Regions from separate parts of the Homo sapiens genome. Here all the other regions are linked to region 1. The links are chromatin loops, found by intact Hi-C in ENCODE. Cell type or tissue: endothelial cell of umbilical vein. All regions are shown on one strand.

The links. A loop is a pair of places that touch in the nucleus more often than their neighbours do. Peaks named below come from ENCODE experiments on the same cell type or tissue, not always from the same donor. Only the 100,000 strongest peaks of a DNase experiment are listed, where the experiment ranks them.
Region 2: a loop joins it to region 1, with 9 times the contacts of the local background. A loop is called at or near these places in 2 of 110 quality-filtered maps.
Region 3: a loop joins it to region 1, with 13 times the contacts of the local background. A loop is called at or near these places in 9 of 110 quality-filtered maps.
Region 4: a loop joins it to region 1, with 13 times the contacts of the local background. A loop is called at or near these places in 45 of 110 quality-filtered maps.
Region 5: it touches region 1 in a loop (6-fold over the local background); 18 of 110 quality-filtered maps call a loop at or near these places.
Region 6: it touches region 1 in a loop (27-fold over the local background); 58 of 110 quality-filtered maps call a loop at or near these places.
Region 7: a loop joins it to region 1, with 5 times the contacts of the local background. A loop is called at or near these places in 12 of 110 quality-filtered maps.

What each region holds. Positions count from the first base shown.
Region 1 is chr3:101,194,282-101,198,281 of GRCh38, forward strand. No RefSeq gene overlaps it. Among named protein-coding and RNA genes, the nearest start is that of IMPG2, 120 kb to the right of the region's middle. In endothelial cell of umbilical vein, a CTCF peak has its summit at 2,057 (motif pointing left); a DNase peak (open chromatin) is centred at 1,840; H3K27ac peaks cover 2,139 bases.
Region 2 is chr3:101,634,721-101,638,720 of GRCh38, forward strand. No RefSeq gene overlaps it. Among named protein-coding and RNA genes, the nearest start is that of ZBTB11-AS1, 40 kb to the right of the region's middle. In endothelial cell of umbilical vein, CTCF peaks have their summits at 1,703 (motif pointing left) and 1,908; a DNase peak (open chromatin) is centred at 1,641.
Region 3 is chr3:100,817,934-100,821,933 of GRCh38, forward strand. ABI3BP (ABI family member 3 binding protein) reads right to left here. Exons shown (of 68, transcript NM_001375547.2): 39 at 3,121-3,180; 40 at 2,287-2,370; 41 at 592-648. Among named protein-coding and RNA genes, the nearest start is that of TFG, 110 kb to the left of the region's middle. In endothelial cell of umbilical vein, a CTCF peak has its summit at 2,147; no DNase peak of the experiment used is centred here.
Region 4 is chr3:101,068,332-101,072,331 of GRCh38, forward strand. No RefSeq gene overlaps it. Among named protein-coding and RNA genes, the nearest start is that of ABI3BP, 77 kb to the left of the region's middle. In endothelial cell of umbilical vein, a CTCF peak has its summit at 2,100 (motif pointing right); a DNase peak (open chromatin) is centred at 1,960; H3K27ac peaks cover 2,188 bases.
Region 5 is chr3:100,461,168-100,465,167 of GRCh38, forward strand. No RefSeq gene overlaps it. Among named protein-coding and RNA genes, the nearest start is that of TMEM45A, 29 kb to the right of the region's middle. In endothelial cell of umbilical vein, a CTCF peak has its summit at 1,939 (motif pointing right); a DNase peak (open chromatin) is centred at 1,954; H3K27me3 peaks cover 515 bases.
Region 6 is chr3:100,892,231-100,896,230 of GRCh38, forward strand. All of the region lies in intron 4 of ABI3BP (ABI family member 3 binding protein), which reads right to left. Among named protein-coding and RNA genes, the nearest start is that of ABI3BP, 99 kb to the right of the region's middle. In endothelial cell of umbilical vein, a CTCF peak has its summit at 1,553 (motif pointing right); a DNase peak (open chromatin) is centred at 1,561.
Region 7 is chr3:100,750,293-100,754,292 of GRCh38, forward strand. ABI3BP (ABI family member 3 binding protein) reads right to left here. Exons shown (of 68, transcript NM_001375547.2): 65 at 3,527-3,556; 66 at 2,495-2,656; 67 at 1,260-1,382; 68 at 1-318. The coding sequence ends at 203. Among named protein-coding and RNA genes, the nearest start is that of TFG, 43 kb to the left of the region's middle. In endothelial cell of umbilical vein, no CTCF peak of the experiment used is centred here; no DNase peak of the experiment used is centred here.

The sequences.
Region 1 (4,000 bases):
TTTAGGTTCATGGGTGCATGGGCAGGTTTCTTCCATAGGTAAATTTGTGTCAAGTGGGGTTGTTGTACAGATTATTTCATTACCCAGGTATTAAGCCTAGTACCCATTAGTGATTTTTCCTGATCCTCTCACTCCTTCCACCCTCCACCCTCCGAAAGGGCCCATGGTGTTTTGTTCTGCTCTGTGTGTCCATGTGTTCTCATTATTTAGCTCCTATTTATAAGTGAGAACATGTAGTATAAAACCACATTTTCTTTATCCAGTTATCACAGATGGGCATTGAGGTTGATTCCATGTATTTGCTATGATGAATGGTACTGCAATGAACATACTTGTGTATGTGTCTTCATAATAGAATAATTTATATTCCTTTGGGTATATATCCAGTAATGAGATTGCTGGGTCGAATGGTATTTCTGTCTTCAGGTCTTTGAGGAATTGCCATACTGTCTTCCGCAATGGTTGGACTAATTTATACTCTCACCAACAGTGTATAAGCATTGCTTTTTCTCAACAATCTCACCAGCATCTGTTATCTTTTGACTTTTTAATAATAGCCATCTGACCGGTGTGAGATGGTATCTCATTGAGGTTTTGATTTGCATTTCTTTAATGATCAGTGATGTTGAGCTTTTTTTACATGATTATTTGCCGCATGTATATCTTCTTTTGAAAAGTGTCTTTTCATGTCCTTTGCCTACTTTTTATGGTGCTTTTTTTTTCTTGTAAATTTGTCTAAGTTCCTTATAGATGCTTTGTCAGATGCTGTATCAGTCTATTCTCACACCTATAAGGAACTACCCGAGACTGGGTAATTTATAAAGAAAAGAGGTTTAATTGACTCACAGTTCTGCAGGCTGTACAGGAAGCATGGCTGGGGAGGCCTCAGGAAACTTACAATCGTGGCAGAAAAGCGAAGAGGAAGGCAACACATCTTGCACGGTCAGAGCAGAAGAAAGAGAGTGAAGCGGGAGATAGTACATCAAACAACCAGATCTCATGAGAACTCTATCACGAGACGGCACTAAGGAGATGCTGCTAAACCATCAGAAACCACTCCCATGAGCCAATCCCCTCCCACCAGGCCCCACATCCAACACTGGGGATTGCAATTCCACATAAACTATAAAAACGCCAAGAGTAATTTAAAACTATAAAAAAGCAAGAGTAATTTTAAAAATCCTCATAGAACTTTCAATCTGGAAAGGATCTTGGATACTACCAAGTTCAAACTACACCCTGAGTCCCCAGCCCCCATTTACAGATGAGGCCACCTAGGGCTCAAAACATTAAAGAACTTGCCCAAGGACACATTACTACCAACCCGCAGGACCAGGACTGGTACTATAGTTGTTAAAGTCCTCCCAGTCCGAGACTCTTTCTGCTTTCCTATATATTCCATAATTTAAATACTGATACAGCATCGAGCAGGGGTTAGCAAACTTTTCCTGTGAAGGACAAGACAATACATAATTTAGGCTTTTCAAGCCATATGGTTGCATATGGTCTCAACTACTTAATTCTGCCATTGTAGCATAAGAGCAGCCATAGGCAAAACATAAGCAAATCGGTGTGGTTGTGTTGAAATAAAACTTAATTTGTAAAAACAGGTGGCAAACTAGATTTGGCCTGTGGGCAGCAGTTTGATGATGCCTGGTCTAGAGAAAAAGAACTGTACTTTCTCAGACTTTTGATTCACTTCCTTCCTGTATTACTCAGGCTATGGCATGAGTGAGTGTGGAAGAACAAGGTACATTTTGACCCATCCCCAAAGCTCCTAGAAAAGTTAGAAAACCCTTCCCAACCCATGTCGTAAATCATTAAAATCACATATACGCACATCCCAGAGAGAGAAAGGGTGAAAGGGTAGGGATACAGGCTAACGGGTGAACATTCTGGTAGTTAATCAGCTGCCTCTTCTACTTACTAGCTATTTACTTAATGAGATCAAATCAAGTGGCCAAGCTTCCTTGTTTATTGGTATCTAGGGGACTCATTAACTACCTATAAATCTCTGCTGCTCTCTGGTGGTAGAAGACATTCGAGAGAAGTTGAATACTGTAGAATTCAGCAACTGAGTTCCCAAAATGTTTTGGACACTAAAGAACTAAATGAGTGAGATAGAGTATTTTCAAACTTACTAAACAAAATCATAATTGAATCCTTGAAATATTTCTATGAATGATTTTCCTTCATCATAAATCCTCGTTTTTTTTTTCTATCAGGCCCAAACATCAGTTTTTCTGACAACTGAAGTTTCCATTATTTTTCTTTCTCTAAAGCAGGAGCATCATAACTAATAAACACTGCTCAGAAGAAGCTTTAATTCTTCCAGAACTTTCAGATAACGCACAAAAAGGTGTAGCAGAGAGTCAAAGGAGATTAAGCATCCATGTGGCAGCTGACAGCAAAGGGAATTTTAATGCAAATGACAATTTCAACTCGTGCATGTAGCTGAACATCAGCAGATTTTACTTCTCCTCAGTGCTGGTTTTTTTTTCTAGTGCCTTAATCACACCAGAGAAGCTGAGAACCCCATCTTCAGTTTTCTTGTCACTGAAAACTGCGCTTCAGGGATGGGTTGACATTCTACACCAGGAGACTAGTCAGACCACTATTTTCATATCAGTCAGTGTATGGCTCCTGGTGGCTCAAGCCAAACTTGGGTGGAGAGGTTCCAAAAACCGGAGGTAAGGAAGAGTAGGAACAAATGAGCTTGAATCTTTTATGGGCCCAGGGGCTGTGCCTATCTTACCCGCTGTGGTTAATACATTCCAGCTCCTGGAACAGAGACTAATACATTGCAGGGACTAATATGCTTTTACTAAGTGAGTGAGGAAATAATTGAATGAAACACTAGTGTTTATGAGAGTGGTTTATAGGCTATATAGCACCCTATAAGTAATCATTGCATTCATACTAGAAGTAGCAAAGGAGTGAATTACAAATCAAGAGATAATGGCAGGAAATAGCACATCTAATACGGAAAGAAGTTCTTTCCAAACCCACAATTTCATGTCTCCTTTCTCAGTATCACAGCATCACAAAACTTAGGGATTAGAAAGGATTTTAACACTTTCGTTGTCCAAACTTCCACTGACGCTCTTTATTCAGAGTTCCACAATATTACCACCAAATGGTAGTCACCCACCCTCTGCTCAGACACTTCCGGAGACAGGAACTCAATGTCTGCAAAGACACTTTGTATTTTGGATGGGGAAGGGAAGTTGAAGCAGTAGGGAAGTGTTGGAAAAGGAGATTCCAGAGTTGTGCTGTTCAATAGGTCGTCACTATCCACCTGTGACTATTGAGCACTTGATATGTGGCTAGTCCAAACCGAGGTGTGTTGTGATTTTTGAAACCTTAATACAAAAAAAGATGTAGAATATCATTAATTCCTTATAATGATTACATTGTGAAATCATAATAGCTTGTATCCACTAAGACAAATATTTTATTAAAATTAATTTCACTTTTTTCCGTTTACCTTTTTAATGTGGTACTAGAACATTTAAAAGTATGTATATGGCTCACATTATATTTCTACTGGGTGGCATGGGTCGAGAGAACACATTTTGTCTTTCTTTCAATTCAGCAAAACAAATAAAATGTCTTTAGGAGACACTAATATGGAAACTCTGGTCTGCTTTGAGTATGAAAATCAAAATCCCTACTCAATAATTTGAATCCTGTCCCCTCTGTTATGGTGCTTGTGTCTGTGTCTGTTCTTGGCTGTGAAATGGAAAAAATATTTTCTTCTTTTCCTTATCTCTACAGAGAGTCATAGACTCATCATGAGCCTCTCATAATGACAGTCTCTTATTGTCCTGGAAACAGTGTACAAGGAGAGCTGCCTCAGCTCAGTGAAAGGAATGGTTTTTTTTTTTTTTTTAATTATACTTTAAGTTTTAGGGTACATGTGCACAATGTGCAGGTTAGTTACATATGTATACATGTGCCATGCTGGTGTGCTGCACCCACTAACTCGTCATTTAGCATT
Region 2 (4,000 bases), 440 kb after region 1:
TCCTGGTCACCCCGATCAGTTTCCCTACATTGATCAATGGCTGAGTTTGGTCCAGAGCCCTCCCCCTTGGCTCTGCTCATGCGCCATTTGTAATCCAACCTCCAAGATCCTTTTAAGCCAGACCACACTTTTGTCCTGATCCTCAGCTCCCTCGGCTCCTCCTGTATTGCCTCCCTCTGAAGAAGAGTTTTCCTCATACAGTTCCACCGCCCTATAATCCTCCTGCTCCCTCAGAATCTTCCCTAGTCTCCTCGACTACATCCCCTGTGGGTTCTCCGCCTATAGCCTCCCGAGACAGCCTTGGCAGGAGGAGGTAGCACCCCTCCTCCCACTGAGAGAGGCACAAATCCCTCTGGGTGATGAGCACTCAGCTCCATTCTTAGTTTATGTCCCTTTCTCTATTTCTGACCTGTACAACTGGAAGGCTCACAATCCCCCCTTCTCTGAAGAGCCCCAGGTTTTGACCTCACTGATGGAGTCCGTGCTCCAGACTCACCAGCCCACCTGGGATGATTGTCAGCAACTCCTTTTAATCCTTTTCACCTCTGAAGAGAGGGATCGTATCTGAAGAGAAGCCAGAAAGTATTTCCTTACATCAGCCGGTAGACCGGAGGGGGAAGCCCAAAACCTCCTTGAGCAGGTTTTTCCCTCTACTCGGCCTGATTGGGATCCAAACTCCTCAGGTGGGAGGAGAGCTTTGGATGATTTTTACCAGTATCTCCTTGCAGGCATCAAGGGAGCTGCTCGAAAACCCGTGAATCTGTCTAATAAAACTTAAGTTGTCCAGGGGCTTGATGAGTCACCTGGAGTCTTTTTAGAACGCCTCCAGGAGGCCTATCGAACTCACACCCCTTTTGACCCGGCGGCTCCTGAGAATAGCCGTGCTATTAATTTGGCATTTGTGGCTCAGGCAGCCCCTGATATTAAAAGAAAATTACAAAAACTGGAGGGATTTGCTGGAATGAACATTAGCCAGCTTTTAGAAGTAGCCCAGAAAGTTTGTGACAATCGAGAGTTTGAAAAACAAAAACAAGTAGCTCAGGCAGCTGAAAGGGCTCCCGGTAAAGCATCCAAAAGACAAGCGAAAATCTTAGTGGCAGCCATCCAGGAAGCCAGAAGGGAAGGGCCCCCATTACAAAGCACTAGCCAGGGGACCCCAGTCCATGCCAGAAAGGCCAGAAAAGTGAGCAGGTTTCCCTACAAAGAGACCAATGTGCTTATTGCAAGCAGGCTGGACACTGGAAGAAGGAATGCCCATTAAAGCCAGAGGAAAAACCAGAAAAAAAAAAGGCCCTCACCCTCCCCGCAGCGGAGGTGTCTGATGACTGACGGGACTGGGGCTCCCTCTCTCTTGGCCCCTGAGAGCCCATGGTGAGCGCTACAGTAGGGGGGACAGCCTGTATGCTTCCTAATGGATACCAGGGTGGAACACTTGGTACTGCAGACACCTTTAGGCAGTGTCTCTAATAAAAGAGTGGCTGTACAAGGGGCCACCAGAGCTATTCAGGAATATCCTGTCACCCACTCACGAGAAGTGAGTTTGGGACAGAAAAGAGTAACCCACTCATTTCTTGTAGTCCCAGAGTGCCCCTTTCCCCTTTGCAGACGAGACCTGCTCCGTTATAGGCTTCTATCTCTTTCTCAGCCCAGCAGGCTCACCTCCCGTTAGGGGACACAACGCCCCCTACTGCCCAACTCCTGCTAACTACCCCTCTGTCAGAGGAATATCTTTTGGTTTCACCATCACAACCACTGGAGAATAAAACTAATTCTCTCCTATTGGATCTACAGACTCTCTTTCCTCGAGTCTGGGCCGAGTCAAACCCCCTGGGACTAGCAAAGCATCATCCGCCGGTAGTTGTGGAACTTCTGGCCACTGCCCTGCCAGTCCAGGTGAAACAGTATCCTATGAGTCAGCGGGCTACAGAGGGGATCAATCCCCATATTCAGTGACTGTTACAAGCTGGCATACTCACACCGTGTCAGTCCACCTGGAATACTCCATTTTTGCTGGTCCAGAAACCCGGAACAAATGAATACCGGCCGGTACAGGACTTGAGGGAAGTTAACAAGTGGACAGTTACTGTCCATCCAACTGTCCCTAACCCTTAAACTTTACTCAGCCTGCTCCCGCCAGAACATACAGTATACACTGTCCTTGACTTGAAGGATGCTTTCTTTGCTATTCCTCTGACCCCCAAAAGCCAACCTATCTTTGCTTTTGAATGGACAGATCCTGGCTCAGGAGACACCACCCAATTGACCTGGACCCGGTTACCTCAAGGTTTTAAAAATTCCGCCACCCTTTTTGGGGAAGCCCTCCAACAAGATCTTCTACCATTCTGAGCCAGTCCCCTTAACTGTAACTCTTCTTCAGTATGTGGATGACCTTTTATTGGCTACTGAAACTACTGACAGCTGCCTGCAACATATTAAGGACCTACTTTACCTCCTTTAGGAGCTTGGGTATCGGGTCTCAGCCAAGAAGGCCCAACTTTGTCTTCCCAGAGTGTCCTACCTGGGGTATGAGATAAAGGAAAAAGGGCACTCACCAGTGCTCGGAAGGAAGCCATCCTGCAAATCCCCACTCCCACCACCAAGAGACAGGTACATGAATTCCTGGGGGCTGTGGGATACTGTCACCTATGGATATCGGGGTTCGCGGAAATTGCCAAGCCCCTGTACACCGCTACTGGACAGAATGGCCCACTAGTTTGGACTAACACTGAAGAACAGTCTTTTCAAAACCTAAAGAAAGCATTAACTGAGGCCTCTGCCCTAGCCCTCCCAAATATCTCAAAACCATTCCACCTTTTTTTCATGAAAGCCAAGGAGTCGCTAAAGGGGTACTCACTCAAACTTTGCGGCCATGTCGACGCCCAGTGGCCTGTTTATCTAAAAGACTGGATCCTGTTGCCTCCGGGTGGCCAAGTTGTCTGGGAGCTGTAGCAGCCACAGCAAGCCTGGTTCAGGAGGCTGATAAACTGACTCTAGGTCAAAATTTAACCCTTATGGCGCCTCATGCCGTAGAGACTTTGCTGCGAAGTGCTTCTGGCAAATGGATGTCAAATGCTCGCATTTTGCAGTATCAGAATTTACTGTTAGATCAGCCTCGTTTAACTTTCTCTCCCACAATGTGTTTAAATCCAGCTACTTTGCTCCCAGATCCAGACTTCACCACACCTGTCCATGACTGCCAGGAACTGTTAGAGACTACAGAAACTGGCCGACCTGATCTCCAAGATGTGCCTTTAAAGGAGGTGGACACCACCATGTTTACAGACGGTAGCAGCTACCTTGAGCAGGGAGTTCAAAAGGCTGGTGTGGCCATCACTACGGAGACAGATATACTGTGGGCCCAGACACTACCAGCAGGTACCTTGGCACAGAGGGCTAAGTTGGTTGCCCTCACTCAGGCCCTCTGATGGGGTAAGGACAAACGTATTAACATTTACACTGACAGCAGGTATGCTTTTGCTACTGTGCATGTGGACGGAGCCATCTACCAAGAGCGTGGGCTACTCACCTCAGCAGGAAAGATTATCAAGAATAAAGAAGAAATTTTAGCCCTGCTTGAAGCCATTTGGCTCCCTCAGCAGGTGGCTGTAATTCACTGCAAAGAACCTCAAAGAGAGGACACAGCCATAGCTCGTGGTAACCAAAGAGCAGACTCTGCAGCTCAGGAGGCAGCCCGGCTCCCAGTCGCACCTCTGACCCTACTGCCTGCAGTGTCCTTTCTGCAACCTGACTCACCAGCTCACCCAGAATACTCCACAGAAGAAGAAAGACAGGCTTTGGATTTTCAGGCCAGTAAAAATCAGGAAGGTTGGTGGATTATTCCTCATTCCAGAATCGTCATGCCCCGAGCCCTCGGGAAAACTTTAATCAGTCGTCTGCATTCTACCACCCATTTGGGAGGAGTAAAATGGGCCCAGCTTCTGAGGAGCCGTTTCAAGATCCCCCACCTTCAGGACTTAGCTAACCAAGCAGCTCTTCGGTG
Region 3 (4,000 bases), 380 kb before region 1:
TAATAAACTGTGCTTATCAAAATCTCAAAGTATTCCTTGATTCAGTAAAAGTTAAGAAACTGTTAAATCTTAATAGAGATGAATAAAGAGTCAGTCTATCCTATTATGGAAGCCTCTCATTAAAACTTTCAAGACTTACGTACATTTTACAATTTGACAATTTACTAAAAACATCATTCCTTGAAACAAAAAAATCAATGTTACACAGATCCTAATAAAATGAAAAATAATATGAGCAAAGAAACACTGTGCTTCCCTACAATTGATGAGGAATAAGCAGCATAAATAAGGGATAGAGATTCGTGCTTGAAATGCAGCTTAAAATGGTCAATGCTCTTTAAACGAATGCACATGATCGCATGACACATTGAACGGTTAAAAGCAGTTTGATGTCCTGATATTAGTTCATGCACAGTTCTCTCAAATTCAGCTGATAATGTGACACAGAGCCTAGCATAATTTCAAGATAAAGACTATAATGGAATGATGACAAAGAATGACAGGATGGTCTTATGATGAAGAAGAAACTGACTACAGTGGTATGACAATAAGCAGGAAAAGCACTATTTGAAGGACACACATTCTCATTACCCATGGTTTTTGGAGCTTCAGTTCTGAGAGTACCAGGTTCAAGATCTGTAGAAGGAACTAATTAAAAGCAATGAAATAAACTTGTGAAAAGCCAGTAAATTATATCTTTCCATTATAATACTGCTTCAATCAGTATATAGCAATTTTAAGAAATTTTCTGAAACTTGATACTTGTTATTTGAAGACTTGGCCATCTTATAGCCAGATAAACAATTTTTTTAAAAGGCACTTAGTCACAGCCTACACAATTTGGCACACATCTCAATAAAGCCCATGTAATATTCTCCTAGGTGTCTGAGTACTTAGTTCCAACTATTGTAGAAGACTGCCCTAGAAGCTTATTCAGACATTTTGCCAAATATATACTTATTTAACTGTCCTAGTAACTGTTGGCATGTTTGTGGAAGCTTTAACAGTGTGTCTAAATGAGCACGAATACAGTCAACAGCCTGTTTGAGAGAAGACATAGCAAAGAATAAAGCAAAGTGAATCATAGGCTGAGATTTCATTTGCAGTAAAGGCACTCAGCAAATCAGGATAAGGGACAAACATGCAGAGTAGCTCTCTACTCTCTAATCATAAAAGTGCAGGACCCTAGATGGGTGATGCTTCTTGGGTCAGATGCAAACTTCCGAGTCATATCTTCAAGGACTTTCTTCAACTGCTCTTATAAACCCTTCCAAATTCAGCTGTCATCACTACTTAGAAGCCGAATCCTGTGTGTTTCAGGAAGCATGTGCCCTCTGACTTGCCTCTACTCTTCCTGTCTGACTCTCTTCATCTTTAAGATTTTAAGACCCAACTTCTTTCCAATTATTTATTCTTATTCTTCATAACATTTTCTTTTTCTAAGCTTTTAGATGTGTATAGCACCCCTCAAAACAAGTTCAATTTACCCAGATACACTCCCTTGCTTCAATCTTTGAATGTTTCATACTGGGACAGGTTTTGATCTTGACTATACTACAGAGTAAGATGTGAAAAACAAGCTTCCTCCTCCTGTGATAGCCTCACAGTTGTTGATGTGGCTGTGGGAAGATAGAAGGCACTTAATTTTTTTTCTAGAAATAAAAATGCCTGGTTCTATTTAATGCATTTTTGTATTTATGAGGACAATTGAATGAAATAAAAAGTAGTAAATAAGAGGCCGGGCGTGGTGGCTTACACCTGTAATCCCAGCACTTTGGGAGGCTGAGGCAAGCAGATAACAAGGTCAGGAGTTTGAGACCAGTCTGACTAACATGGTGAAACCCGTCTCTACTGAAAATACAAAAATTAGCTGGGTGTGGTGGCACGCGCCTGCAATCCCAGCTACTCAGGAGGCTGAGGCAGGAGAATTGCTTGAACCGGGAGGTGGAGGTTGCAGTGAGCTGAGATCGTGCCACTGCACTCCAGCCGGGGCAACAGAGTAAGACTCCGTCTCAAAAAAAAAAAAAAAAAAAAAAGAAAGAATTAGTAAATAAGATACACAGTAAGAGACAGACCTATATGCAGAAAATGCAAGGAATTCACCTGCCACAAAGATCTATCCCAACTGTGTTCTCCTTTGCTAACTCAACAGGGGGAGCAGTAGCACATCTTTTGTGCCTTCATCCACATGGTACTCACACAGGCCATCACTCCCATCATTGGCATCAGTTATAAATTCCTGAGAGCAGCTAGGATGAGCTACTTTAACCAGAAACCCAAATTTACCCAGTTTGGTTTGAGGAACCTCAGGACTTGGTGTGGTTTTAGTTTTGGGACGTGGACGACGAGTTCGTTGTGATGTTTTAGGAGCTGAAGAAAGAAAACCTTTAGTTACTACAGAGTCCGTAGCTCCGAAGCTATGAGTAGCATGACATACGGTTTGAGATCTCTTAAAACTTACTAGATTTTCTCATATTTCAGGAAATTTGTCTTTTTAACTTTTTAATTAGAAACATTCACTATTACAATTGAAGAAAGTTGATTGGGAGGAAGTGTCACATTCTAAAATGAAATTGCTAAATTAAGAAGTGAAGAATAGTCAATAGGACTCACCAAATAAAAAGGTCAAGAGTCACTGCTAAAATATAGTGGTGGTGGTCAGTTATAAGTTCTTTGACAATTAGTAAAATAAGACCACATAATTAATGAAAATGTCAATCAGAGAATATCACATAGATAGCAAAAATAAATGAGTAAATAGAACTTTAGATTCATAAAGAAACTCTCTGGTATCACAATCATGTTAGAATCAAGAAAACTGCATTTTAAAGTCACCTTTAACAAAAAAATTGGTTAAAAAACACACTGGATGACAAAATAATTTCAGATGGTTACATAGCCAAAACATAGACTGAGTTAGGTTCATGCATGGCTCTTTTAAAAACAAAGGGTGATTTAAGAGTCAGAATTTTCAATACTTTTAGGATGAAGAATATGATGGAATGAAACAGAGAATGATGATGTAGTCTTGAAAAGCATAAGAATCTGCGGCTATGATGATGGAATGGGTTTGACGATGAGAAGGAAGAACACTTAATGAGGATTGCAACGTGCTATTACCTTGTGTTGTCACCCAAGTCTCAGTTCTGAGTGTAACAGGTTTGAGCTCCGCAGTAGGAACTGATCAAAAGCATTAAAATTAACCAAATGATTATTTTAAATGAATGTAAACTCAAAACTTTTCTTCAAAAATGAGTCTTACTAGTATAATACAGCTTATAGAATTATATAGCAACCTTTAAAAACTGTTAAAACTAAAAAAGTAGACAGTTGATTTCCTAAAATTTGACTATACCTAACTCAGGTACCTATTTCCTTATTCCTCATTCTCTGGTTATCTAATTAATAATACAAAATGGACTATGTAGGTATTGCTAAGAACTCATCTTTGGAAAGAGACGGAGGCCTTAGCATGATGAATTGAGTAGGATATTCCTCCATTCTGAGCAAAGAAAGAACATGCCTTCATGTGGAAAGAACAGCTTGCTGATGTCTACCAGATCAAATCTCAACTGCTCCATCAAGGACCTAGGCATCTCCGCCATGGGTATCCATGGTCCTAGTGAGATTCAGAAGGGATTTGCCTGTCATCTTGAAGTAAGACTTTTTTTTTTTTTTTTTTTTTTTGAGATGGAGTCTTGCTCTGTCACCAAGGCTGGAGTGCAGTGGCGCGATCTCGGCTCACTGCAACCTCCACCTCCTGGGGTTCAAGCAATTCTCTGCCCCAGCCTCCTGAGTAGCTGGGATTACAGGCACCCACCACCATGCCCAGCTAATTTTTGTATTTTTAGTAGAGACAGGGTTTCACCATCTTGGCCAGGCTGGTCTTGAACTCCTGACCTCATGATCCACCCGCCTCTGCCTCCCAAAGTGCTAGGATTACAGGTGTGAGCCACTGCGCCCAGCAAAGTAAGACATCTTTATATCAGTTGTCCAGTTA
Region 4 (4,000 bases), 130 kb before region 1:
CCCAACACTTTATACAGCCTTGGGAATACACAGTTGAGAATAGCACAGGGATACTCCCTGCATTCAGAGAGCATACAGTTTGAGGGTAGGACAGACATTAAATAAAGGACACAATCTGTAGGTGAATTTAAGGAAAGAACCAAGATGGGATTAAACACTATTCTGCTTCTTACTGACTGGTGACTATATTTCATCATGATATTAACAGCATTATAAAACACCTAGGAAAAGTCAACAAATTATAATACATTTCAGTCTGTCAAGCAGTTTTGTTTAAGGCAGCTTTAAAAAATCCTGACGTCTAGGACACAACCAAGACCAGATAAGGCAGACTTTGGGGTGGGACCCAGGCATCAATATTATTAAAGCTTTCCAGGTGATTCCAATGTGCAGCCAAGGTTGAGAATCACCGATTTCAGGGGAAGTTTACACGTTTTTAATTTCTTTTGTATAAACATATAAACTTATTTTCCATTTTATCTAATATCCAAAGGCCTTCTAATTCATATGCCCACTTAGTCACAGAAAATATTTATGCCTCATCACCAAGTGTAAAATTTCTGGGTGGGGACATAACCTGAGCTAAGTAGCTGGAATATAAAACTGGCTATTTCTAATAGTAATCTCAAAAAAAAGGAGGCAAGTTGTTTATTTAATACTTATTTTGGCTATTACTTTATGCTTAAAAGTCCAATATAATTACATGTGATGCTAAACAAGAGTCATGTGTATCTGAGTATTGCATCATTGAGGGTAACTGCCACACCTCCCTATAGTTACAGGCTAATGTTCCTACCTAAAGCAAAATATTAAACTGATCCTCTACAATTCTTCTTATGTTGCAGGGTTTATCTAACATGCTTATGGACAGGGACAAGCATTAGGATTGAAAGAACCACTCCAAACACTATAAACAGAATATTAAAAATCTTATTGTTACCAAATAGGCAAAAGAAAAATAACATAAGCAAAGACTAGAGGTTTTCCAAAGTTTTCCTCAGTTATTTTATTCTTTGATTATAAGGCCATCTCAGGCTGTAATGTTTGGAATTTGGCCTGTTGGCCTCCAAAACCAAGGGCAAGCCATCTGGCTCCAAGCACAATGAGCTCCAATTATGGCACCATTGAATTTTTTTCTCTTTCTTTTTCCTTTGTGGATAAGACTAAGTTTTGCCATTTTGTTCTCAAGTTTCTAAGTTTTATTTTTGCTTTAGGACTCTCCCCACAGCAGCAATTCTTGCAATTACACGTTTATGTTCTGAACTCACAAGTAAATCCTATAAAAATACTCCCTTATCCCATGTTAATTACTCAAAAATCAAACCAAAGGAGCAAGTCCGTAGTAGCAAAGGGTTTTCTGCAAAGCAGAAGATACATGAAGGAATTCCTTACGGCTCCATCCTACTTTATAATCAGGGTGTGATTTTACAGCATTTAGAAAGAAATAAACAAAGGATACATCATTCTTTAAAACTTTATTTTGTCTCCTTATTTCCAAGAGTCAAATAACTACAGAACCATGAAAATTGACTCAACAAATCCTACAGCAACTCCTCTTTGTCAGGTCCCATGTTAGAACCAGAGTTTACAACACAGTATGAGAGAAGCGAGAACCTGCCATCATGGACTGTAAAGCCATAAAGTAAATAACAGAAATATAAATGACTTCATGTGTAAAGAGAAGTCATTAAGCAACCTTATTGCTCCAAATTCCATTGCTTTTTACCCTGCTCCCCAGCTCCTAAATTATCACACAAGATCATGTTCTCCCTCTCTCCCTCCTCCTCCCCTTCTGCTCTGTAGTTTAAAGCTCAACTTAACTTCTAATTCTTTAAACTCCATCCTGTTATCTTCTTTAGGGGCTGAATGGGCTGAATGGGAGAAGGGTGTGTGATTTCCTTGTGTATTGGTGAGGTGCAAAGAATGGAAACAAACTCTATCTTATTTAAGCAGGAAAAAAATGACATGAAAGGATATTGGAATTTCACATTCCTTGGGAAGTTAAACAAGCAGGAACAAAGGAAAGCTCTGCAGCCATGGCCACAGCCAGAGATGCAGCACAGAGCCTCCAGGTGAGGACACGCTGCCCCTACCCTGACACGTGCACCCAGCACCGGACCCACCACCAGAGGGCACTCCTGCTGCTGCCCTCCAGGAACTCCTCCCTATTTATGCCTCCGCAGCTTCTTTAACTCCAGATTTAAAAATTCCAGGCACTACATTAGATAGACCTAATTCCATGGGAGCTACAAAAGCAATTTCTGAGAATTTTCTGTTTCTACGGTGGTAAGGAATCTTCTGTGTCTATAGGGGGTGGACTCTGCTTCCCACCAAGACTTTTATGGCAGGGAATTTCCAAAATAGAGAAAAGGAGGTAAAATGCTGGAGACTTTTGCTTTTGCTTTTGTTTTTTTAATGACAAGCAGTCCCTCTTCCACAAATTTCTCAGGTAATTGTTCAGAAAATGTCTTGTGGACATATTCTCCTTTCCTGATTCCCATCTAAGGGAATTGGATTTTTATGGTCATCCCTAAGTAAATAGCCTGTCTAATTTCACAGAGAAGTCTAAACTTCCTGTTATCCAAATGCTACTCCCTGGGAGTCCTCTACCTTACCCAAGGCTGAAAGGACAGAATATTTTTTCTGGGTGATTTTCCCCACACAACCCTATCCACTACAAAATGGCCTCCACTTCACACTCAACTTCCTGCATTATTTTAAAATCTAGCTCAGGGCAAAAGTACACTGGGTTTCATTACTGTGTGAGATACCATCATCTTCCTCTTTCCTTCCTTTGTTGGCCCAAGAGCCGTGTCTAGTGTACTTTGAATTTTCCTTCTTTCATCAGGCCTCTGACCATTTTCCCTTCCATGAGTACAATTTCTAAGTAGTCATGATGTTACGTGCAGATAGATTCATCAAATAAGGAGAAGCCACCTAACACAAAGTCTAAGACTTTATAAAGTAAGCAGCAATGACCTTGGTTAATTCTAGAAAATAGTTGATGTCTGAGTTCCTCCGAGGTCTCCCAAGCCACCTGCTTTCCTCCCACATCTGATACTCCTCACCCCCAACCCCTTTTGCTTAATATCCTCCAGAAATAATCTGGAACTCAATAATACTAATAGGTGAATGATTGACACTAAAAGAAATCCATCTTTGAGAACTCCTCAAGTGCTTTAGGGCTTTTCTGAAAAATACTTTCCCTCCAACAGTGAAGATTCAAAACTAACCAAAGATCTCTGCATTTCCTTTTTCTATGTGTCCACAAATTATTTCTAATAAAAGGTCCAAGATAAGAATCAAACACCAATGACAGATATTTTGGATAAAATCTGTAATTCGATTATTGGTTGCTGAAATTTTGATTGACTTTTTCCCTCAGTCATGATTTTATTACAAACTTTCCCCAAAGAGTTACCAGCCCCTACAATTAAGAGTTACATACCAAGTTTACTTTAACAAAAAATCCTGAAACAAAAGTCACTGCGATTTCTGGCTAATTTTATCACTTAGGTGTATAATGCCCAATAACCTGATCCCCTCACTCAATACAATAGCCTAATTGACAGTACAAGCTCAGCCGGGCACGGTAACTCATGCGTGTAATCCCGGCACTTTGGGAGGCCAGAGTAGGAGGATTGCTTGATCTAAGGAGTTTGAGAACAGCCTGAGTAAAATAGTGAGACACTCAACTCTACAAAAAAACTAATAATAATTAGCTGGGTGTGGTGGTGCACACTTGTAGCCCCAGCTACTTGGGAGGCTGAGACAGGAGGATTGCTTGAGCCCAGGTGATTGTAGCTGCAGTGAGCTATGATCATATATCACCACACTCTAACCTGGGCAACAGAGCAAGACTTGGCCTCAAAAAATAAAATAAAAATGAAAAAGTACAAGTTCATATTCATGTTAGGACTTATTCTGATAACAAAATGCACTATCCTATCAAGAGGAACCCCACTGGTCTCATTAACATTATTTAGACAAAAATCTAAAG
Region 5 (4,000 bases), 730 kb before region 1:
AGTCTGCTGCAATGTGACTTCTGTCCTTACCCTTTATAGAAACCGTTCTCTTCAAAGTCACCCTTGAGCTCCTTACTGTCAAATTCTGTGAAAACATCTCTTGACTTTGCTTGACTTTCTAGAAGCATCAGACATTGCTGATTACTCCCTCCCTCTTGAAGCCCCTCTCTGGCTGGCTGTTGAGACTTATATTCTTCTGGTTTTCCTTGTACCTCTCCTATCACTGCTGGTTGTTTTGGTGCTTTGGTGAGAGATCCATATACCTTAAATACGGATTTTCTTCAGAGCTCTGTCTAAGCATTTGCCTCAGTTACCTTATCTTCCCTGGGTAATCTCAAACACGTGCAGGGTATCGGCCACCTATGTGCTGATGGCTCCCAAATCTGTCCCTGTGGTGCAGACTCTCTCCTGAGCAGCACACTCATATATAAAAGCATCCTTTGGACATATTAGTTACAGGTTTCACAGACATCTCAAACTCATCTTTTGAAAGTAAACTGTTCTTTATTGCCCTGTCTGCTCTCCTTCTGCCCCTCTTTCTGTGTTCCCTATCTCAGTGACTGGTAGCATCATTTACCAGTTGCTCGTGGAAGAACTTACCTGGGTTTGAAGCCACTTGTACTCCTCCTTTTCTCCCATTCTCCATCTAATTAATCATCAACTTGTGTCTATTTTGCCTCTAAATATCACTTGGATCTACCGAATTCCCTCTATTCTCATTGCTACAACCTGATTTCAGGCCCTTTATATCTTGCTTCATTTCTTACAATAGAAATAATAATATTTTAGATATATTTGGTTAAATCAAATATATTATGAAAATTAATTATCTTTTTTCCTTATATAAATGTAGTTACTAGAAAATTTAAAACAGCATATATGTCTCATATTATATTTCTATTAGATAGCACTGATCTATACCTTGGCTAACTTTCAAACCTCTTTTTATATTACTAACATTTTAGTTTTTAAGTTTAACTGAGCTTAAAATGTATTTAAATTTAATTAATCCAAGGTGCTATTTTGGGTTAATTGGCCTAATACTAGTTACAACATTTTAAGTAAATTTTGTTATACCTAAACTGTCTTTCTTCCGTTCTTCCTTGTTTCCGTCTTTCTTCTCGAAATAAAAGTGCCCTGTCTATTCATATTCTTTCTTGTGCTATAGTATAGCTCATGTAGGCTTCATTATGTAATGGAATGATTTCCTTACACGTCTGTCTTCCTCTCTAGCCCGTGAACTCTTAGTGAGAGAAACCATATCTTAATCATCTTTCCATTCCCAAAACTTAATAGGCACCTATCACATAGTAGCATCTCAATATATAGCTGGCTTTCCATATGCACAGGTTCTACATCAACAGATTCGACCAATCACAGATCAAAAACATTCAAAAATAAAACCAATAATAATAATAATACAACAATAAAAGACCATCCAAATAAAAACAATACAGTATAGCAACTTTTTGCATAGTGTTTACATTGTGTTAGGTATTATAAGTAATCTAGAGATGATTTAAAGTATGTAGGAAGATGTGAATAGGTTATATGCAATTACTATGTCATTTTATATAAGAGATATGAACATCATCGGATTTTGGTATCTGTGAGGATCCTGGGCCAACCTCCTGTGCATACTGAGCGACGACCATATACAGTTTGAGAGTGTGACTCTAAACAAGCAGGACCCTAAAACTTGAATTAATTCTGCCTATTGTAGGCCAAACACTGTCATAGATGACTCTCTCACAATGAAAAACTGTATTTGGAGTTGATATTTTCCCTCCTAAAATGGAAACTTTTTTTGCTTATAAAAGTAATAGCTGACACACTTTCAAGTAATGCAGAAAACAGTATGACAGCCTCCCAGAAAAGCCAAGTGTTGTTATGACCTTAATACAGCTCATTATTACTGTCAAGACATTCTGGTTACTCTACTCTAGGGGGCAGACTTGAACCAGCATTTGGACAGGTAATGCTGGACGCAAGCCTCAGTGTTTGGCCAAAGACAAAATCACTATCGTTACGTTTTTCTTTTCTTTCTTTCTTTCTTTTTTTTTTTTTTAGAGTCTGTCATCCAGCCTGGAGTACAGTGGTGTGATCATAGCTCACTGCAGCCTTGAGCTCCTGGGCTCAAATGATCCTCCCCACTCAGCCTCCTAAAGGGCTGGGATTACAGGTGTAAGCATCAAATCTCTTAAAAGCTTCTTCACTATCATGAGAAAAACATGGGGGAAACTGCCCCCATGATCAAATCACCTCCCACCAGTTCCCTCCCTCAACACGTGGGGATTACAATTCGAGATGAGATTTGAGTGGGGATTCAGAGCCAAACCATGTCAGATGGTAAACAAAAATCAAAGAAAAATATAGCATAATGTCATGAAGAATCAAAAACAGTTAGGAAATAGAGATAACGGGAATGCTTTTTAAGAGTGAGTTTCCAAAAAAGCCTGTCTGATGAGGTGGTATTTGAGCTGAGGTATGAATGAAATGAGGGAAAAGGGTCTCAGGCAGCAGCGCAGCAGTGTAAAGGCACTAAGGTAAGAGCTTGCTTGGCTTCTTTTAAAAATAGCAACATATTCCTGGAAAGGAGTGCATGACAGGTGTGCAATGGAAAACGAAGCTGGAAAATGCAAAGGGTGGATAATCTGTTACCTAGGTGGTTGTTATTCTAAGTGTCATGGGAAGCTATTGGAAGGTTTTGAGTGAATCACATGGTGTGACAATTTCAGGGAGGGATACATCACAGAGGCAATATTGCTATGCCACTTCAGACATATTAGCATGCTGCTTTCCCAAAGTTCCGTCATTAGTCATTGTTAGCTCTGTGGCTAGAAGACAAAGAAGAGTTTCTTGAAGTGGGAAAAGAAATTATGGTACTCTCCTTCTAAGTTGAGAATATCCTCTTGGCAAACAGCATGGTGCATGAATAGGTTTGTTGAATGAGTGAAAGAAATAATGAATGAAACAACAGTGAAGGCATTTTTTTTTTTGAGACAAAGTCTCACTCTGTCATCTAGGCTGAAGTGCAGTGGTGCGATCTCCTCACTGCAACTTCTGTTTCCCGGGTTCAAGTGATTCTCCTGCCTCAGCCACCCTAATAGCTGGGATTACAGGCATGCCCCAACATGCCTGACTAAGTTTTCTATTTTTGGTAGAGATGGGGTTTTGCCATGTTGGCCAGGCTGGTCTCGAACTCCTGGCCTCAAGTGATCAGCCCAGCTTGTCCTCCCAAAATGCTGGGATTACAGGTGTGAGCCACCATGCCCAGCCAGCAAAGCCATTTCTTAAGTATTATAAACATCTTGAAACAGTTTCCTCTCTGCTTTGCTAATTCATGGATATTTACTAAGGGCTGCATGTACTGCAGCGTAATAGGTGGGGCACACCAAGATGAGTGAGACACAGTCCTTGCCTTCAAGGAACTTCAATTTTTGTTGGAAAAATAGACATATACACAAAACAGAATGCTTATATTGAGATTTTGGCTGAGGCATCAAGATACACAGCTGTCCTTCACTATCCATAGGGGATTGATTCCAGGACCCCCTGTGGATACCAAAATCCATGGATGCTCAAGTTTCCTATATAAAATGGTGTAGCATTGGCATATAACCTATGCATATCGTTCTGTATACAGTTGACTTTTGAACAATGTTGGCTTAAACTGTGCAGGTCCACTTATAAGCAGATGTTTTCAACCAAACACAGATGGAAAATACATTATTGAGGAATGTCAAACCAGTGTATATGGAGCACCAACTCTTCTTATACGTGGGTTCCAAAGGGCTGACTTCAAGACCTGGAGTATGCATGGCTTTTGGTGTACTTGGGAGTCCTGGAACAAATCCCCCACATATAACAAGGAATAATAACTGTACTTTTAATCATTTCTAGGTTGTTTATAATACCTAATACAATGTGAATGCTATATAACTAGTTGTTATACTGTATTATTTAGGGGATAATAAAAAGAAAAACAAATTTGTGGATG
Region 6 (4,000 bases), 300 kb before region 1:
CACAGAGAAACTGGAGGGAGGCATCTCAAGGTATACTCCAGATGTGAGATAACAAGGAAAGGAATCACACACACACATAAAAACCAGAACAGATTAAAGTTACAGTTCTAAGAAAGAATTGATGAAACCAGACTCCTTATAGGATATGGGTACCAAAGAAAGCGAAAAAAGTTAAAACTGATTTTTCAAAAGTGAGAATAAAGTGATGGGAAAAGTATTCTTTTAATAGTATAGAAAGTATGAATTTAGTCTGAGTGTGAGGTGCCAATCACAGTTACCTGGTTATTGTGATGAAAATATTCCATGGACAACTGAAAACATATTCTTAGTAATTTGTAAATGGGCCCAGGTCAGAGATTCAACCCTGGAAGTCATTTACATACTTGCCACTTCTGTTCTCTGTAGAACAGCAACAAAAGCAATTTCTGAGAGCTTTTAAAAATGCAGATTCTCAGGCTCCTTCTCAGGCCTACTGAATCAGAATCTGCATTTTAGTAAGGTTCCCTACATGACTTGCATGCACAAAGTTTGAGAAGCACTGTTGTGCATAGAGGGGATTGTTAAAGACTAGACATAGATAAGAAGGGTACTGCAGGTAAGATAGAACATGATTCCACATTTAGGAGATATAATAAGGAGTGAGCAAAGGAGAAAAGGAAAGGTGTGATGGTTAATAGTGAGTGTCAACTTGATTGGATTGAAGGAAGCCAAGTATTGATCCTAGGTATGTCTGTGAGGGTGTTGCCAAAAGAGATGAACATTTGAGTCAGTGGACTTGGAAAGGCAGACCCACCCTCCATTTGGGTGGACACCATCTAATCAGCTGACAGCATAGCTAGGATAAAGCAGGCAAAAGAAGTTGGAAGGACTAGACTGTCTGAGTCTTCTAGCTTCCATCTTTCCCCTGTGCTGGATGCTTCCTCCCCTCAAACATCAGACTTCAAGTTTTCAGCTTTTGGATTCTTGGACTTAATGACAGTGGTTTGCCAGGGGCTCTTGGGTCTTCAGCCACAGACTGAAAGCTGCATTGTCAGCTTCCCTACTTTTGAGGTTTTGGGACGCGGACTGGCTTCCTTGTTCCTCAGCTTGCAGACGGCCTGTTATGAAACCTCAACTTGTGATTCTGTGAGTCAATACTCCTTAACAAACTCCCCTTCATGTATATACATCTCTCCTATTAATCCTGTCCCTCTAGGAAACCCTAATACAAATGGTTAAAGGGGCAAGAGGAAAATCTAAATAAAAATGTCAAAGAAAGAAAGAGTTTAAGAATAGGTTAAGAAGGATAAGGACTGAGAAAACTCTACTGGGTTTAGTAACTAATTGGTCATTAGTGACCACCAAGAGACATTTCAGTGGAACAGTGGAAAAGGGATGGCAACTAGTGAGAAGGGATGAGGACTGTGCAGATGGTGCAGAATTCAGAATGTGGGAGCCATAACTCTGAAAAGTTTGGAAATTAAAAGAGACTGAAAAGTAGCTTAGAATACATAACAGGATCAACAGAAGGCTTTGTTTTCAGGGAGAGAAACTTTGAGCATGCTTGCCAGCAGGAGGCAGGGCACCACTGCCTGTGAAAGGGCAAATGGAAGAGAGAGGGGATCACTGGAGAAGCAAAGGCTTAGACGACATGGGAAAGATGGGATCATGAGCACTGTCTGAAGTCAGAATTGTGTTTCTTGGAAAGAAGAGAAGAGAGGTAAAGATAAATTCAGGATGAGGAAAGAGTGAGTTGATAAAGGATAGTCTAGATTTCCTCAGTACTGTGGAAGGTAGAATAGATTGGGGGAAGAAAATAGCAGGGAATGTAGCCAGGATGCTGTTGCCAGAATCCAGGGTAAGGTGAGGCATGCTTGGATTGGGAACATTAGTGTGAAATGGACAAGGAGAAGACACAGATGCAGATATGGGTACATCTCAAAAGAAAAACGAATGTATCTTCGGGCCTTCATAAACGATAGTAGGTGAAAAATAGAAAATAAATGAAGTTTTAAATTAGAGCCAATGGGACAATGATACTACTTTAGAAAGCAATACAGAGACAAGTGAGGTGATATTTCAAGAGAAAAAGTCTGAGTTTAATCTTGTCATGTTGAGTTTGAGGTAATGGTAACACATAAAAGTGAGAATGTTGATATCTCACTGGTTATTTCATTCAGCATGTATTTACTTGGGGCCTCCTATGTTCCTGATGCTCTTCGGGGGACCAGGAAGTAACGGTGGGCAAGATACTCCCTGTCTTCACCGAGCTTAAAACTTACACGGCAAGACAGACAGGTAACAAGGCACTGGGGTCAATCAGGTGAGAATTCAGACACTGAAGATACTCGCTTCTTACAAACTTGGGGGCGGAAAAAAGGCAAGAGAGTCTGCTCTGGACTGGCCAAAAAGGAGAGCCCTCATTCTACGTTAAGAGTAAGTAAACACGGCCGGGCGCGGTGGCTCACGCCTGTAATCCCAGCACTTTGGGAGGCCAAGGAGGGCAGATCACGAGGTCAGGAGATCAAGAACATCCTGGCTAACACGGTGAAACCCCACCTGTACTAAAAATACAAAAAATTAGCTAGGCATGGTGGCCGGTGCCTGTAGTCCCAGCTACTCGGGAGGCTGAGGCAGGAGAATGGCGTGAACCCGGCAGGCGGAGCTTACAGTGAGCCGAGATCGCGCCTCTGCACTCCAGCCTGGGCGACAGAGCGGGATTCCGCTTCAAAAAAAAAAAAAAAAAAAAAAAAAAAAACAGAAAAAAAAAACACAAGATGAGAATGTTAGAAAATGCGAAAGTGATTTCTAAACTATTCATAAAGCTTTAATACGCTGGCAAAAGAGTGAGAACTAAAGCAATCTTGAAATCTTTAACAAGTTGGAAACATGAGAAAGAAAAAATAAGCTATTAATGGTGAAATAAATTTGGGTTAAAAACAGTTGACTCTTCATCAGGGCCAATTTGAAAGCTTTCTTTCAAATTGAGGCTCTATTGAAGACAAATGGGTACACTCTTCCATTCAAAGCCCATTAAGAATAAAAACTGTAAATGAAGCACATCTGCTCTCCGATGTGAACTTAGAAAGGAATCTTAAAGCATGGGAGACCCATAAAGACCCTATGCAAATAGGTACAGAAACATGCGCCACAAAGGATAAAGTGATATTTCATTGATACTTCCAAGCTAAAAACAAAACAAAAACAATGAGGGTTTTCTAACTGGAAACTTACTACCTAAGAGCTTTGATATACAAAGTCCATAGTCAAAATATAAAAACAAATTTCACTGTTATTTGCACAGGATAAATGAGGCTACACAAACCAATGTAAATCATTTTTTTAAAAAATCAGAGACTGTACAGAGGGAACCAAATATCAATGAATTAAAATGATACCAATTGGTGTTCCTGTAGCAAGCCAAGTGCATTCAGATTGCAATGGTTTTGTAAAAAGATACTCCTGAAGTAAAACTTTAGCTGTATTAATCTTCCAATTTTCAGAATATAACCATCATTTTTAGCTATTATTGCTTATGCTAACCTACTGGATTAGTCTAAATTATAAAAAAATTATGCATGAACATATGAGGGTAGATTTCTCCAAGTCTAGTCTGCTTCTAATTACACTAATTTGTAGTTCTGGCAGATTTATTTGGATGCTTCTAATATGTACAGTATTTCCAGGCTTTTAAATCGGGGCTATTATTTTTTTCCTCAAACATCACAAAGACTTTAAATGTCGGTTTATTAACTATGCTAATTAGGGAGAAAGGAAGCATGGGGAAATGAAATTTACTAGTACTCCAAATACTCCTTTTTAGTCATTACTGTTTAATTCTTCCCTTCAACTCATGTCCTAATGGTTCCCTACTTTGGTCAAGAATATCTTGCTTGTCATTATTGTATCTTTCAAAAGACTTTATTCAAAATGAAATTATCGATTTTGAATATTGTGATGTGATGTGCCTAATTCCATCTATTTGATAAGAGTAGAGCCAGGGTGCGTGTGCAAGGGGGTG
Region 7 (4,000 bases), 440 kb before region 1:
TATCTTGCTTTCTTAAAATGACTTTGTAAAACCTGATAAATACTCTCAGCAATCTTTTCTAATAATAAACATCTAGTATTGCTATTAATTAGATTGTAGACTTTTATACATAGTAAACAAAATAGCTTTAAATGAATGCGGCATAGTATTTTCAATGATTTTTGTTTGCAATGATGAAACAGAAGGTAACTTTGTGCAGCATCTACCATTTTCCAGGAATTGTAGTCCCACATTCATACCACTGAACATAATTGATTTGGGTGTGACCACCTATTTCTCCAAATTGGACAGGTTCCTGGCGAACTGCTCTGAAATAACCTGAGAGAGAAAATAGTTTCATTTTAATAGCTGCTGTATTATATTTTTGCCCTCACAGCTCATAGATTGAAGGATGTCGTTGACTAGCTGAAGGCTAATCTTAGTGAAGCGAGGTAATTTAGAAAACTGAGAGCAAGAAGTTCTGGTGTTTTTTCCTGAGGTGTAGTCATGGTTGGCTAAAATGGGCACCTGAAAAATTGTTGACATTTGCCGTGTCAAGTTAGGAGGGGATGGTTGGTAGTGAGTTTCACTGCCCATTATGTGTTCAAAGAACTTAGTAGGTCATCTTTCAGTATTGTTGGTATTTTTAAGTGCCCGTGAACAAAATGTGTTACTGAAAAATCGAATCAAATAGTTTATTTAGAGAACCTCCAGGTGATTCTGGACTAATAGGAACAATTAATTTACCCCCTTCTGCACTGCTTAGACAAGGATTAATTTTCAGTCTTATTCAGTCCTCATTACACAGCTTGGTGCCAATGGGTCTTTAGCAATTTACAGAGGTTATTCATTTCCCACAGAATTATTCTAATTATATTTATACAGTTACTTGCAAGGTAAGTACTATTTTTTCCATTTATGATAGCAGTAGTTAAAAAATTTTTTTTCTTAAGGAAATAAAAATAACGCAAGTACACTCAGTATGACAAAACCCATAACATTAATAAATGAGTGATTTAAGTTTGGGAAACTGCTTTTTTATAGCTGTTTTTGCAAGTTTAGAGTTTCTTGAAGTAGAATGCATTTATATTATGTCTGTAATTTCCCTTGGCTCCAGGTTTCTAAGCTGAGAAACTTACATTGAAGTCTTCATTTTTTCCTAGATATGTGGAGCAGTAGTACTATAGAATTCTTTTTAAATTGCTTGCTTTCCTCAGCTTGATTTCTTTCTGAGTTAATCTGTAAAACTCTGTTCTTATGAGGAGGATCAGAAAACATACCTTCTTTGATTGGTAACTGGTCAGAAGTGAGTTGCTGCCCAGTGCGTCCATCTAAAAATGAATCCACAAACTGGCAGTGATCTTCTCCATGGCCCCTCTGATCACCTATGTTATAAAATTTTCCTGAAGAACCAGAAATTAAAAGGATAAAGTTTACTTTCTTACTTTGAAATGTGACAATTTTGAAATCATCATTACTGTTTTTGTACTTTCTCCCCTCATTCTCTATTACCCTAGTTCAAACCAACAATGTTTCTTGCCTACCTGTATTCTTCCTCCCCTCCCTTTCAGGGATTAGTGATCTTTTAAAAATGCATGTCAGTTAATGTTCGTTCTCTCCATAAATTTCCCCAGCAGTCTCCCATTATACTCAGAATAAAATCCAAAGTTCTTACCTGATTTCAAACTCCACATGATTTCACACCTGCCTGCCCCTCCACTTACTAAGTCTGGGCCATACTGGTGGAACTGGCCAGGTGTATTCTACCTTAGGCCTTTGACCTTCTCTTTCCTCTAGACCTTTGTGTGGTTAGTTCCTTCTCAATTTTCTCCTTAGCTAGTGCTAACTAACTTTTTAGAGAGGCCTTCACCTTTTTGAAAATGTTCTTTAAAGTACCTCTATGAAATGTTTACTTATTTATGTATTGTCTATCTCTTCTTACTAAGGAAGGGAAGGAGAGGTAAGCTTTAGGAAAATAGGAAATATCTTTTATGCTGCTTTGTGTTCAGCACTTAGAAGAGTTGAATGACTGAAAAAAATCTACTTTTTAATGTTAGGGCCAGGCCTATTCATTAAAAATTTTTACTCTGTAAATATAGAAAATTATAACCTATTGGGCACGGAGCAGGGGGTTGTAGCTCTTCTAGCATCTTGAAGATGTTATATTCATTCCATGGTTATTGTTAGATTTAGTCACTTTATTGTCAGTCGGTTTTTTTATCCCTGGATGGTTGTAACAAAATGGAGTTTGACCATGGTTAGTGAATGTACATTCCAGTTTGTCATGATGGCACTGTTTTATAATTGCATTTTTATTATTTACCTTCTAATAGCATGTCTTAAATCCTTGCTTTCTAGGAATGATAACTGTTTCCGTAACATTTTGCTCAGAGGAAAACTTGTGTTTACAGCACCCATTCGTGCCTGAAACTCTTAAGAAAAGGCCAAGTTGTACAATGCTGCAAAACATTCCCATAAGTTAAGGGCTGAAAACAGAGCTGGTAGCTCTGCTTACCTGTGAGGGAGTCGCTCAAGTAAATCTTGTATCTGAGAGAGTTGCACAGCTGCACTCCTACAAATTTTTTATACCATGTCCTTTTGACATATTGTTTGCCCTTACACTCTGAGTAAGAGTCTGAATTAAAGGGTCTTTCAGTCCAGATGGCATCTCTTCCTGCTACAAAAGGAAAATAGTTTGAGTTTAGTATCTGACTCTTGGGTCAGATACTTCAAGAAATCAGTTTACAAAATTTGTCAACTTGCTGATACCTTTTTTTCCCCCCATGCTAAATACTGGAGCCAAAAATATTAGAGGGATTTAAACAAGTAAACCCCAGAGTAAGTTTCTGTCAATAGATAAATCTGAGAGCAGCATGTTAAGGTGTTTAGGTGTTGAATAGCCTCTGCAGAGCTGGATGTAGACAGTGTCATTTAGGAGCAAATTTAGGTTTCTTTTTTGTAGCATGTTATAAAGTTTAGACAACTGCTTTAATATGACTTGTTATTAAAAGTGGAAATGAGGGTGTTAATATCTTTTTTTTTTTTTGAGACAGGATCTCACTCTGTTGCCCAAGCTGGATAATGGCTCACTGTAGCATTAACCTCCTGGGCTCAAGTGAACATCCCACCTCAGCCTCCCAAGTAGCTAGGACCACAGGTGTGCATCATCATGCCTAGCTAATTTTTTATTTTTAAATTTTTTGTAGAGAGGGAGTCTCATTACGTTGCCAGGCTGGTCTCCAGCTCCTGGGCTCAAGCAATCCTCCCACCTCAGCCTCTCAGAGTGCTGGGATTACACTGGCTGTTTTATTAAACAGTAATAAGCCTGGTGCATGAGTGAAAGCAAATTTCAAAATGTCCAACTTGTTCCCAGAACATCATGGGTCCTCAGTGTTGTACAATGTGTAGGTAAACATTCACAACTGTTTGGTGTTATAAGAAGACTAAGTGGAAAAACGCGAAATCATGATTCAGATTCTGCCATGCCTGTTCAGTTGAATAAATTTAGAAAAGCATGTAGTTGTGCCTCATTGAGACAGGTACTTACCAGAAACTGGCTCACTCACTCTTGGGTCCGCTGAGGAGAAATAAATAGAAAAGTCAGACCTTACTAGGTAAAACCCCAACATTCCAGTGGCATGGTGAAGATGATGGGGGCTTACACTTGTTAAGAAGTCTTATTTGCAAAATGGTACTCTTTTGCTAAGGATTGAATTTGAAAGTTTGCTTTGTTTTGGAAATTGTTCTTGATTGAATAATCTCCTGCCTGGTAGGTATTCAGCTGTATCTGTTACATGTAATTTGAGTACTTAGGAACATTTGTCGCTGTTCCAGCTTTCACTTGAATTTCAAAAGCTGCTGCTTTTAGTTTGATAGAAAAACTTCATGGTAAAAATCACCAAGATGCCATGAACTACAGTTGGTATAAAAATTATGCAAATATTAATGCTGTATGTGCAGATGTATCTCATTAAGGAATTGGAGATTGTAAGGTCTAATTGGGAAGTTTGACAGCTGTTAT